Regions from separate parts of the Homo sapiens genome. Here region 1 is linked to region 2. The links are chromatin contacts, found by Hi-C or POLR2A ChIA-PET in ENCODE. All regions are on one chromosome and are shown on one strand. The core of a region is the stretch at or near the end of the contact, and the rest is flanking DNA. Distances in the headings are between cores, read along the strand shown.

The links. A loop is a pair of places that touch in the nucleus more often than their neighbours do. ChIA-PET counts read pairs that join two places held with the same protein, here RNA polymerase II (POLR2A). Pooled maps may share reads with other maps.
Region 1: a loop to region 2 is called in a map of chondrocyte, with 2.8 times the contacts of the local background. The contact joins the promoter of SHOC1 here to the enhancer-like site in region 2. A Hi-C loop is called at or near these places in 1 of 168 maps with a recorded cell type or tissue (chondrocyte), 1 of 37 single-sample maps with no recorded cell type and 1 of 50 pooled maps. POLR2A ChIA-PET finds 5 or more read pairs at or near these places in 3 of 52 experiments (B cell, MCF 10A and activated T-cell).

Annotation. Positions count from the first base shown.
Region 1 is chr9:111,791,558-111,797,561 of GRCh38, reverse strand. SHOC1 (shortage in chiasmata 1) reads left to right here and starts at 2,625. Exons shown (of 28, transcript NM_001378211.1): 1 at 2,625-2,662. LOC124902249 (a long non-coding RNA gene) reads right to left here and starts at 1,344. Exons shown (of 2, transcript XR_007061734.1): 1 at 1,190-1,344.
Region 2 is chr9:111,837,036-111,843,572 of GRCh38, reverse strand. It overlaps the pseudogene RNU6-1013P. Among named protein-coding and RNA genes, the nearest start is that of SHOC1, 45 kb to the right of the region's middle. RefSeq lists an enhancer at 2,407-2,576. Within about 2 kb of position 4,097, at least 3 of the 41 ENCODE cell types and tissues checked have a DNase peak (open chromatin) inside an H3K27ac peak, as active enhancers do.

The DNA of each region.
Region 1 (6,004 bases), core at 1,376-3,875, 45 kb after region 2:
GGGAGACTTCCTCTAGGGAGAGTTGTGATTAGAAAGGAAAAGCGGGCTTCTGAAATTCCAATGCTCTGTTTCTTCACTTGAGGGGAGGCTCCATGGACATTTCCTTAAAATAATTTTTATAACTATACATTGTGGTACAGTTTCTGTGTAAACATTATATTTCTATGTGAACATTATATTTTACAATTTAAGTTACATATATATAAAGAGACATTGTGCCTTTGGCCTTTGTTCCTTTACAGTCCTTCCTCCATCCTGCTTCCTGAAACAGAAGCTGCCACCTGAGACCATGAAAACAAGGACCACTACACAGAAATAGCAGAAAAATGAGCTGGTAGGAAGTTAAGACCCAGAGGACTTAGTGGGGCAGAGCTGCCATATCAGTCCTTAACCTTTGTACCTCTGGACTTCATTTACATGAAAGAGAAATATATTTAATATTATTTTGGAATTTTCTGTTATTTATACAGCTAGGCCTGATTTTAACTAATGCACCTTTACACTAGATTTTCAAAAAGACAACCTACCCAATAGGAAAATCACTTGATCTCATACACACACAAACATACAGATGCATACACATATACACACATACACAGCCACATGCATAATTAGACAATTCATGGAAGAAGAAATCCAAAGGATTCATAAACATCTAAAACATGTTTAATCTCAGCAGTAGTCAGAGAAATGCAAACTAAAACAAGATAGAATTTTTCATGCATCAGCCTGGCAAAAATTTCTAAAGAGCAATATATTCAGTACTGTTGGGTATTCAGGAGAATGATGACCCCTTTCTGGTATTGTTAATGTAAACTGCTATACATTTTTGGAAGGAAAAATTGGCAATATTTATTAAATTTGAAATGCTCTTACAATTTCAGCCAGCAAGCCAAAACAAATCTATGCCACAGAAAGTATTCAAGAGCATATGTCCAAGAATTCTTACTGCAGCATTATTTGTCATTGTTTCCAAAAAATTGGAAACAATCTGTTAATCCATCAGTAGTGGAATGTTTAGATAAATCATGGCACGTAGTTACTATAAAATATTATGCAGCTATTTTTAAAAGTAATAATTTTTAAATATAATTAGCCAATCAACGTTGTACATGCATATCTGAATAAATTTGTATGAACATACAACAAAGTGTGAAAAGAATCAACCCAGATTGTTAATATTGGTTACCTGGGAGTTGGGGTGGGAATGGCGATTACTTTCTCTGTATACATCTTTGGATGGTTTTCCTGTTTATAGTAAGGATAAGCATGTGTTATTTTTGTTTTTTGGTTTTTTTTGTTGTTGGTTTTTCTGTTTGTTTGTTTCTGATACGGAATCTTGCTCTGTCCCCCAGGCTGGAATGCAGTGGCATGATCTCGGCTCACTACAACCTCCGCCTCCGGGTTCAAGCGATTCTCCTGCCTCAGCCTCCCAAGTAGCTGGGATTACAGGGGCATGCCACCACACCCGGCTGATTTTTTTTTTTTTTTTTTTTTTTGTATTTTTAGTAGAGATGAGGTTTCACCATGTTGACCAGGCTGGTCTCGAACTCCTGACCTCAGGTGATCCACCCACCTCAGCCTCCCAAAATGCTGGGATTACAGCGTGAGCCACCAGGCCCGGCCAATTTTTGTAACTTTTACAAAGATATTTAATTTAAAATTGATTTTAATAAAAGGTAGACATCCAAGAACACAGGATGATTAATGCACTTCAATGTTAGGTGAATATCTTTAAAACTGATTATTGTCAAACATTAAATCCATATAACCGAAGCAAACTGCACACACCTGTACAAAATAAAGGAAGTAACTTAAGAAAATAAAGTGACTTATCCACTGACATTTCACAATTAGTATTTGAACAATCAACTCAAAAGACACCCATGTGTTAGTAAAGTAAATAAATGCATGTTACTTCTTGCAATCTTCTGGGAAGGAGTTTAATGCCAAGCCGTTTCATGGAAAAGACAGGAGTTAAGAAATATGGAGGAAAGAATAATTATTCCTCATCAGGCGAGTCTGGCGATACCTAAATGTGTGTATGTAAGGGAGTGGCTTTAATTAAGGTATAGAATCCACATGTGCCAATTGAAAAGCAGTATCTTCCTGCCCCTCCTCAAAAGTTCTTCTGCTACCAAGCCATGACCCACACCTAGCCAGACCCCTGAGGCACGTTTGCCTCCTCTCTCTTGCCTTCCTCTTTCCCTGAATCTGTCTGATTGCTAAATCCTCCCACCCTTACCTCTGAAAGGCTTCTGCCCTCGCCCTCCGGCTAACCCTGCCGCGTTTTGCCCGGCCTCGCTAACAACATGGGAGCCGCCACTCCCAAAGAAGTCCGGACTGCTTTGCCGGGTCTTCCCAACCCTTCACAACCAGCTCTTTCTAGCCTCACGCCGACTTCTCCACCGTCACACTCCGCCCAGTGTTATGAGGGTTCTGCTCACTCCCGAGGACCTCGGCGCTGCCCAGGCTGCAGCCTCGAATCCCCACAATCCTTACCTCCCTAGGCTGTGCCCACTCGCGGACGGAAGTGCCCGGAGCCCAAGGGGCGGGGCCTGGTCTGGCCAATGGAAGCACAGAGTGCAGGCTCAGTGGTCACGTGTCCAGCGGGCGGGAATTTTACCCCAGGAAGAGATGCAGGAGGCGATTTTTACCTCAGGTAAGAGCCCTGAGAGGCTGGAGGCAGGAGAGAGGGTGATTTTGAGGGCTGAGGGGAGGAAAAGGTCGTATGGGACCAAAGAAGTATGGCAGCTCAGGAATCTCTGGAAAACGCATCTGTGAGGCCCGGCCGATGTGGCTCTGTAGAGACAAAACCCCAGACCCACTGTCCACTTAACCTGAGAATAGAAGGTGTGAAGGTCTCAGAGATGCTGGTGGGATTTCAGCCCATCAACTAGAAGTTGTATGGGCTAAACAATAAGGGAAAATAGGTGCACCTCGCCTTCTCTGCCATGTTACGTTTTTTTGTCTGTTTTAAGACAGGGTCTCGCTCTGTTGCCCAGGCTGGCGTGCAGTGGCACGATCTCGGTTCACTGCAACCTCTGCCTCCCGAGTTCAAGAGATTCTCCTGCCTCAGCCTCCAGAGTAGTTGGGACTACAGGCGTCCTCCACCACGTCTGGCTAATTTTTATATTTTTAATAGAGACGGGGTTTTGCCATGTTGACCCGGCTGGTCTCGAACTCCTGACCTCAAGTGATCCACCCGCCTCGGCCTCCCGAAGTGCTGGGATTACAGGTGTGAGCCACCACTTCCGGCGGATCTTATTATTTTTTTTTTTTTAAGTGGGTTTTTATGCGAGGGAGTGAAGAAGGCAGAAAGCTCCTGATGCCTTAGGCTGGTGGGGAGAGGTGGGAAGCCAGCCCGAAGATTCACACTCACCTGTGAGTGCTTTTAAATAATCTTGGGGCCTGGCATATGGTGGCTCAGGCCTGTAATCCCAGCACTTCGGGAGGCTGAGGCGAGAGGATTGCCTGAGCTCAGGAGTTCGAAATCAGCCTGGCCAACATGGCGAAACCCCGTCTCTATTAAAAATACAAAAATTAGCCGGGCATGGTGGCACCCGCCTGTAATCCCAGCTACTCGGGAGGCTGAGGCAGGAGAATCGCTTGAACCCGGGAGCTGGAGGTTGCAGTGAGCCAAGATCGCACCATTGCACTCCAGCCTGGGGACAGAGGGAGACTCTGTCTCAAAAAATTATTTGATTAATTAATTAAATCATCATCATCATCATCATCATCTTGGGAAAGCTTACTTCCTGGCCTTGTGCCTGACCTCATTATCGTGTGCATTTCCATTTTGGTCCAGTAGTCCAGTAGATGTTTGTTAGGAAGTAGCACAAAAGAAATAAAATCTTTAGAAAAAGGTAAAAAAAAAAAAAATTCGAGAATTGCTGCAATTCAAAACTTGATAATTTTAAATTACCCTCTCTCTAACCATGATTTTGTTCATTTCCTCATATCTTTGGTTTTAGAAATAAGAGCAATGTATCGTTTTTGCTTCCACCCACCACTATTAGATGGATTCGATATCTGTATTACAATGAAATAAACTTGATAAACGGGATTCTAAGCATGTATATAACATATGGCATCTTATTAAGTAGTACATATTTAGCATGAATTTCAGTGGTTGACTTCAATACAAAAGTAATTATTTCTTAAGGTAATTGGTGAGAGTGATAGAAATACTAGGCTTCACAAGAAAAGAAAAGTTAATATAAATGCTGACAATAAGCTGAATGGGTAAAGTCAGTAAAGTTGAGTTTGTTGTTAACTTTTTGCAATGGCTTTTAGAATGAGACAATCAGTTTTTTCTGAAAGTGCAACACCAAGAAATGGAAGTTCTAGAATCAATATTTGCTTGAAAGATCAGTGACAGGCCGGGCGCGGTGGCTCACGCCTGTAATCCCAGCACTCTGGGAGACCGAGACGGGCGGATCACAAGGTCAGGAGATCGAGACCATCCAGTCTAACACGGTGAAACCCTGTCTCTACTAAATATACAAAAAATTAGCCGGGCGTGTTGGCGGGCGCCTATAGTCCCAACTACTCAGGAGGCTGAGGCAGGAGAATGGCGTGAACCTGGGAGGCGGAACTTGCAGTGAGCTGAGATCCGGCCACTGCACTCCAGCCTGGGGGACAGAGCGAGACTCCGTCTCAAAAAAAAAAAAAGATCAGTGATACACTGGGTGGAAAAGACATAGAGGTGCAATGATTGGAAATATTCTCAGAAAAGTAACCACCAGTAAAATAATGCCCACGTTGGTCCTGTTTAAGAGTGAAAGAGGGTGGCCACACTATATATTCTCCACACCACAGAATCTAACAATATTAAAGACAATTCAGATAACATATTTGTCTCATTTTAATTGGAAAACATATTGTAATATCCAAAAATCCTTCTGAGTCATTAAACAAATAAAATAATTGTGCTCTGGGTTGTTTTTGTTTTTGGTTTGAGATAGAGTCTGGCTCTGTTGCCCAGTTTGGAGTGCAGTGGTGTGATCTTGGGTCACTGCAACCTCCACCTCCCAGGCTCAAGCAATTCTCGTGCCTCAGCCTCTCGGGTACCTGGGACTACAGGTGCACACCACCACGCCCAGCTAATTTTTGTATTTTTAGTAGAGATACAAAAATTTTGTATTTTTGTATTTTACATCATGTTGACCAAGCTGGTCTCAAACTCTTGGCCTCAAGTGATCCACCACCTCAGCCTCTCAAAGTGCTGGGATTACAGGTGTGAGCCAACATGCCTGGCCTGGATTGTTTTAAAAGTTTGTTTTTAGTTTTTTACTAAAAGTTTTACACAGAAGTTACTCTGTCCTAGAGTAACTTCAAAACTGTAATTCCTTGAGTTCTCAAGTAAATGAGAACCATCCCGGACTAGTTAAGCATTCTAGATTTTACTTATTGCTTCATTAGATGGATTTGCTGATTTACCAATATGCCATAGTTGCTTTATTCCAAATGAGCTAGCTACTAGAAAATTCTAACTTTAGGCTTCTTATTTTCTAAGTAAGAGAATGGAAACAGTTTCACAAATTGTTTCCCAATTTTCCAAATCCTCCACTGTTTCAGCACAGAGTTCTGCCCTTGGTTACCCAATTTCAAGACCACTTGAGAAATATGGTTATTCTCAAGACCACTTGAGAAATATGGTTATTCTCAAGACCACTTGAGAAATATGGTTATTCTCAAGACCACTTGAGAAATATGGTTATTCTCAAGACCACTTGAGAAATATGGTTATTCTCAAGACCACTTGAGAAATATGGTTATTCTCAAGACCACTTGAGAAATATGGTTACACCACTCCGGCAATCTTGTAAATTTCAACCTCTTTTGCAACAAAATGATCACATTAAATATATTTCCACCAACCAACTAACAGCTATATGATTTAAACAATAAGAAATTATTCAATTTTCTATCAATATACATTATTTTCATATTAGATTTAAAATTATAGTAATGTATATTATTTTTACCAATGATTATCATT
Region 2 (6,537 bases), core at 2,848-5,347:
AACAGTTTCTTTCATACACAAAAACACAAACGCACTTGTGCTCAGTTCTTTCACACAGACTTATTCCTCTTCTATAAAACTCAAACTTGTCTTACTCAAAACACAGTTTAGAGTAACATAAGATTTCTCCCATGGACATGTAGTCAGTTACCACACTTCCTACCTTCACCCTCATATAAACCCTGACCAATTACACATATATACACTCTGCCCACCATCCTACCCACAACACACACTTGGTTTCCATCAACCATCTTTATTCTTACTGCACATGCATGGATACACTCATGCATGTGTGCACACACACTTGCACACACACACAGTCTGTGACAGCTGCCTCTACTCAGTCTTCACAGGCACGCAACATGCTGAGCTATCATAAACTCCCCACCATAGTCCTGTGGACATCACACATCTTGTCCCCTCCCCACGATACCTTTCTATCTCCCTACCCCCACCTCATACACAGCATATGCTTCTCAAATATGCACAATTACTTCACCTCGAATATCTCTCCCTTTCTCTCACATATTACAACATTAAAAGAATGGTGAGGCTGGGGGTGGTGGCTCACGCTTGTAATCCCAGCACTTTGGGAGGCCAAGGTGGGCGGATCTCTTGAGGTCAGGAGTTCCAGACCAGCCTGGCCAACATGGTGAAACCCCGTCTTTACTAAAAATACAAAAATTAGCTGGGCATGGTGACAGGTCCCTGTAATCCCAGCTACTGTGGAGGCTGAGGCAGGAGAATCGCTTGAACCTGGGAGGCGGAGGTTGCAGTGAGCTGAGACTGTGCCACTGTACTCCAGCCTGGGTGACAGAGTGAGACTCTGCCTCAAAAAAAAAAAAAAAAAAAAAAAAAAAGAATGGTGAGATATATAAGAATTCCAGGGTTATTGGGGGAATGGTTGTGCTTACCTTCATACCTACAAATAGCTTTTTTTCTCTTATGTTGAGGGACTAACACAGGCTGTTCATTAGCAACTGTGTTTTGAGTAACATAAGATTTCTCCCCAGGGACATGTAGTCAGTTACCACACATTTTCAGTGGTTATGCCAGTTCCTTTTGAAAAGGCCAAGGAGAGCCTGGCCACACACAAACACAGAAACATAAATCAAAGATAAACTGAAAAATTAAGGGCTTTTTACTCTCCATTACTAGAAATGACCTCTTTGTCTTTATGCTCTATAAGACTTGAAACAAAAGGGAGTTGGCACATCATTAATGTGTGCGTGCATCTGTTATATGTCCTTGTTCTCAGAAGAGCAGAATTCAGTATCAAGTGCAACTTTTAAGTTGAAAAAATAAAAGTGTGTTTGTGGAGAGGGTGCATTAACGTTCTTGATTCTTAGGTTCGGAAGTAGTTTAACAATTACTTCTCACTGCCCCTAGTCCAGAAATTCTGTTTGTGACAGCAATGCCATAGTGGTGGAAATTAGACCTCCTTCTGAACATTGCCAGGGTAGGAAGATCTTGACTTCTCAACACCACCACTTTGACCTCTGGAGCTAAGAAAAGTTTCCAGATGTTGAAGTCAAAATGATTTCCCTAAGTGTTCACGCTATTGGCCCTGGTCCTTCCCTCTGGAATAAAATAGAACACTCTGTTCTATCTGTTCCAACAAAAAAACCTATAGGGAATATACGCTTTAATTAACTAATTCAATCACCCAACAGACATTTATTGAATTCCACTGTATACCATGCAATACAGTGGCTACCGTAGATATACGGATGAGAAAACCGGTCAACATCTGTATTGCAAAATCTGGTAACAGTTACTTTTCTGGGGGTACTTGGGAATAGAATTATGAAAGAGAACTTGAGTAAATGGGAAGAATTGTTCAGGTAAATTGAGAAAGAGGTATGATTGCTCAATAAACCCAGGATTCATTAGTAATTTCTGCTCTTTTATTGAAGTGGGAACTTGAGAGGGGGCAGAAGCTGCAGGAGCAGAGAATTTGACATCAGATGAGACCGAGAGAGTTTTGGTCCCAAGAAAACTGAAGACATGCCAATGGCCTCCAAGGAGGTTAGATAGTAGGCATCTCCTGTATGTTCAGGGCAGCCCATGATCCATGGGTGCCCATGATGACAGGGTCCCAAGGTAAAATGCAGAACATTCAATTAAATTTTTTTTTTTTGAGATGGAATTTTGCTCTTGTTGCCCAAGCTGGAGTGCAATGGCATGATCTCAGCTCACTGCAACCTCCGCCTCCCAGGTTCAAACATTTCTCCTGACTCAGCCTCCCATGTAGCTGGGATTACAGGTGCCTTCCACCACACCTGGCTAATTTTTTGTATTTTTAGTAGATATGGGGTTTCACCATGTTAGCCAGGCTGGCCTCAAACTCCTGACCTCAGGTGATCCTCCTGCCTCAGCCCCCCAAAGTTCTGGGATTACAGGCGTGAGCCATTGCACCCCACCGAACATTCAATTAAATTTGAATTTAAGCTAGATAAATAATTTTTTACTATAAGTACATGCCATGCAATATATGGAACATATACTAAAAATGCATCCATTGTTTGTCTAAAATTCAAAAGTAATTGTGGATCTTACATTTTAATTAGTTAAATCTGGCAAGCTTACATTTTGCTAATAATAAGTAAGGAAGCCAGGGTTCTCCAGTTTGCATAACAAACTGACCTTTTCAATTGGCTAGAAAACAGATATGAAGTAAATGGAGCCAAAGTGAAGAAGCCAGAGACCTGGAGATCTGAAATGGGTAGAAAGAACAGAAGGAGTGGGTCAGAAATGGGACTAGCAAGTGATGATGGAGCTAGGGCCAGTGACCTAGGGTCTATTCCTAGCATAGCCAGAATCCTACAGATACTACAGTTTGGTTTTGCTGCCAAACAAAATCCATCTCAGATCATGTGCATATCTTAATTTAACATTTTAGGCAGCTACAAATGAAGTGGAAAGGAGCCAAACGCTATGGACTGTCTCTACTGTGCTGACTAATTGCATTTTTGGCTTGGTGCTAGTTCACTTTGGGATTCACCTGTAATCTGAAATTTTATTTTTGCTAACTTTTGGTGTAGCCATCTTGTTTGTTTGCTACCTCATTTTCATAGAAAAACTTCCTTTTGGAAAACTTCAACTGCTCAGAGAAGAAAAGGATGTTTCCTATACCGAGGACTGGCTATATAATTTGTGGGGCTCAGTGCAAAATGAAAATGCCAGACTCTTTATTCAAGAGTTGTTACAGCCAGGCATGGGGGCTTGCATCTGTAATCCCAGCTACACAAGAGGCTGAGGCAGGAGGATCGCTTGAGTCCAGGAATTCAAGACCAGCCTGGGCAACACAGTAAGATCCTTTGTCTCTAAAAAAAATTTTTAAATTGTTAAGAATTTCAAGAAGTTTCAAGAGATCTATTGCACAACATGATGACTATCGTAAACAATAGTGTATTGCATACTTGAAAAATGGCCAAGAGAGTAGATTTGTAGTGTCCTCACCACAAAAAAATTATTAGCATGTGAAGTAATGAATATGTTAATTAGCTTGATTTAACCATTCCATAATGTATACATATATGAAAGCATCATTTTGTACATGATAAATATATATAATTTTTATTTGCCAATTAAAATTACTTTTAACTTTTTAAAAAATTTTATTTTTTATAAATAAAAATATGAAATGCTTCATGAATTTGTGTGTCATGCTTGCTCAGGGACAATGCTAATCTTCTCTGTATTGTTCCAATTTTAGTGTATATGCTGCCAAAGTGAGCACAAAGAAAAGAAAAGAAGAATTTCCAGAAGGAGACATTAAACTGAGTATGGGGTGCTTTTAAGTGCAGGACTCTGTGCAGCAACACAGATCGTACACTCATAAAGTCAACTCTGTGCATACCTCAGTCATGATAGAAAGATAAATCTGTATACTTAGAGAGAGGGACTGTGATGGGAGAAGTTTGGACTCATTTCAGAACTCACAAGGTCAGAAGGACATGGGCAGAGAGGGGAACACATGTAGGAAGGAGATGAGGTCAACTGAAACTATTGCTATAATTCTGAGATCTAGCAGGTTTCCTTTTTTTTGAGAGAGAGTCTCGCTGTGTCGTCCAAGCAGGAGTGCAGTGACGCAATCTCGGCTCACTGTAACTTCAGCACCGTGGGTTCAAGCAATTCTCCTCCCTCAGCCTGCTGAGTAGCTGGGATTACAGGCATGTGCCACGACACCCAGCTAATTTTTGTATTTTTAGTAGAGACGGGGTTTCGCCATGTTGGCCAGCCTGGTCTTGAACTCCTGACCTCAAATGATTCGACAGCCTTGGCCTCCCAAAGTGCTGGGATTACAGGCGTGAGCCACCACACCTGGGCTTTACATCTGATTTAAATTTTGTCTTATTGATTTCATACCAGCATTCCAGCCAATTGAGATCATTTTGGATATAGAGTCTGTAATTTATGATCTTAGCTTTGAGTCACCAGCTGATCTGGTAATTCTGCCATGCATGTCTTCATACACATTTCTGTTAAAACTATCTCACAGGGCAGGGCTAGGGAGAGACTGAATCCTCCACAAGACTTGCATCTGAGTGACGCAAAGACAATAATCCTACCATTTCAGGTGTGGCTCTGTCAAACATAGGAGTGTGTAAGAAGTCATAAAAGGAACCTATCTGACAATCCTTGGGACGTGAATGATCTGAAGAGTTATTTGAAATATTTTTTAGGGAAAATGTTATAAATACAAGTATCACCATTAGAAATATTAAACTACCTAGGGAAACACTGGTAGGCATAAGATATAAATTAAGGAAGAAAACAGGGAGCCAAAAAAAAAAAAAATAGGCAAAGAGGAAGGAAGCAGATCAAAAAGAAGGATAGAAAGATAAGAGAGAGACTCTCATTGACATCAGTTCTAAAAGTCCTGTGTCCTTGTTTTAAGATTTATCATTTCCTGTCCCTGAATGTAAAATGAGGCTAATAGCCAGTCTTTGAAGAGCCTTTTTTGTGAGTACAATAATTGGACTTATGGGCCACATCAAATAAAAGTCAGGATTTCCTGAGACTGATCCAAACTGACTTGGAACTCTTTGAGGTTTCGTTTCTTCTTGACACAGATGGTCATGCTCCCCGATCTTATGAAAAATGGAATTAACACTCTTCTGATTTGAATGAAATACTGCCAGGAAAATCAGCTGAGAATAATCGAGAAATTATTCCTTGACTATTCCTATTAACAACCATTGCCCTTAGCGAATAATAACTACTAAGAAAGAATTGAATGGATGAAAATTTTCCTTTGAGTTTCCTCTTCTCGTATTTGGTTCTGATTAAATGACATAGAATAAGATTTTATTCTTCTCAGCTTTTTAAGAATTCTACCAGAGAAGAGCGTTAAAAATAAGAGCTAATTTTATTGTACGTAAATGTCATCATTAGTAGGGCGGATGAGGACTCTCCTGTATCTGCATTCACACAATTTGCTCAAGTCATGCCACCTATACAATTTCACCATGTGCTCTCAGTTTTCCATGATGTTACTTATAATATCTCTTCTGCTTGGAATGTCCTTTTCCCCTTGCCTGCTTCCCCTAATTCTACTTGTCCTTTAAAGAATGAGTTCAAGCCTCACCTCCATAAACATATTGCCTGATCATCCAGTGGAGTTAAGAAACATAGATATCCCACCTGGGTTTCTGGATGTAGTAACGTTCTCTCTTTCCTCTAAACAGAATATTAAAGGCAGAAACTCAGCTGGGCACGATGGCTCACTACTGTAATCCCAGCACTTTGGGAGGCCGAGGCGGGCGGATCACCTGAGGTCAGGAGTTCAAGACCAGCCTGGCCAACTTGTGATCTCTTTTCACCATCAAGAGATGGTGAAACCCCATCTCTACTAAAAATAAAAATAAAGAAATTAGCCGGGCGTGGTGGCGGGTGCCTGTAGTTCCAGCTACTCAGGAGGCTGAGGCAGGAGAATTGCTTGAACCCGGGAGGTGGAGGTTGCAGTGAGCTGAGATCACGCCACTGCATTCCAGCCTGGGCGACAGACTGAGGCTCTGTCTCAAAACCAAACCAAACCAAAACAAAAATAAATAAATAAAGGCAGAAACTGATTATAGTTCATTACTATATCATTCATACTTAACATAGCACCTGGCATGTTATGAGTGCTCAGGAAATGTTTTGTGTAAAGAGAAGGAAAAGGAAGAAGAGAGGAAAGAAGAAAGGGAAAGAGACAGGAATAGATTATAAAATATTATCCTTTGAAATGGCTTTTATAGTTTAGCGTCTGAAAAAGAGTAGGCAATCTTTAAAAGACTTTTCTAGTCTTATAATTCTCGTCTATCTTTTTATTTGCAGGTTTTCATCTACCTGTATAATGACCCATGATTCAAAGAGAAGACAGATGACCATTTGGCAGAGCTGCATTGCAGTTATTCAGTGAATACCATCCTGATAGTTTAATGAAATCTGATGAATGCCATCCTGATGAATGCCATCCTCATAGTTTAACAAAATCTTCAAGTTTCTGATGAATGTTCAAGTGCGCTTTGCAATGATATTTATAAC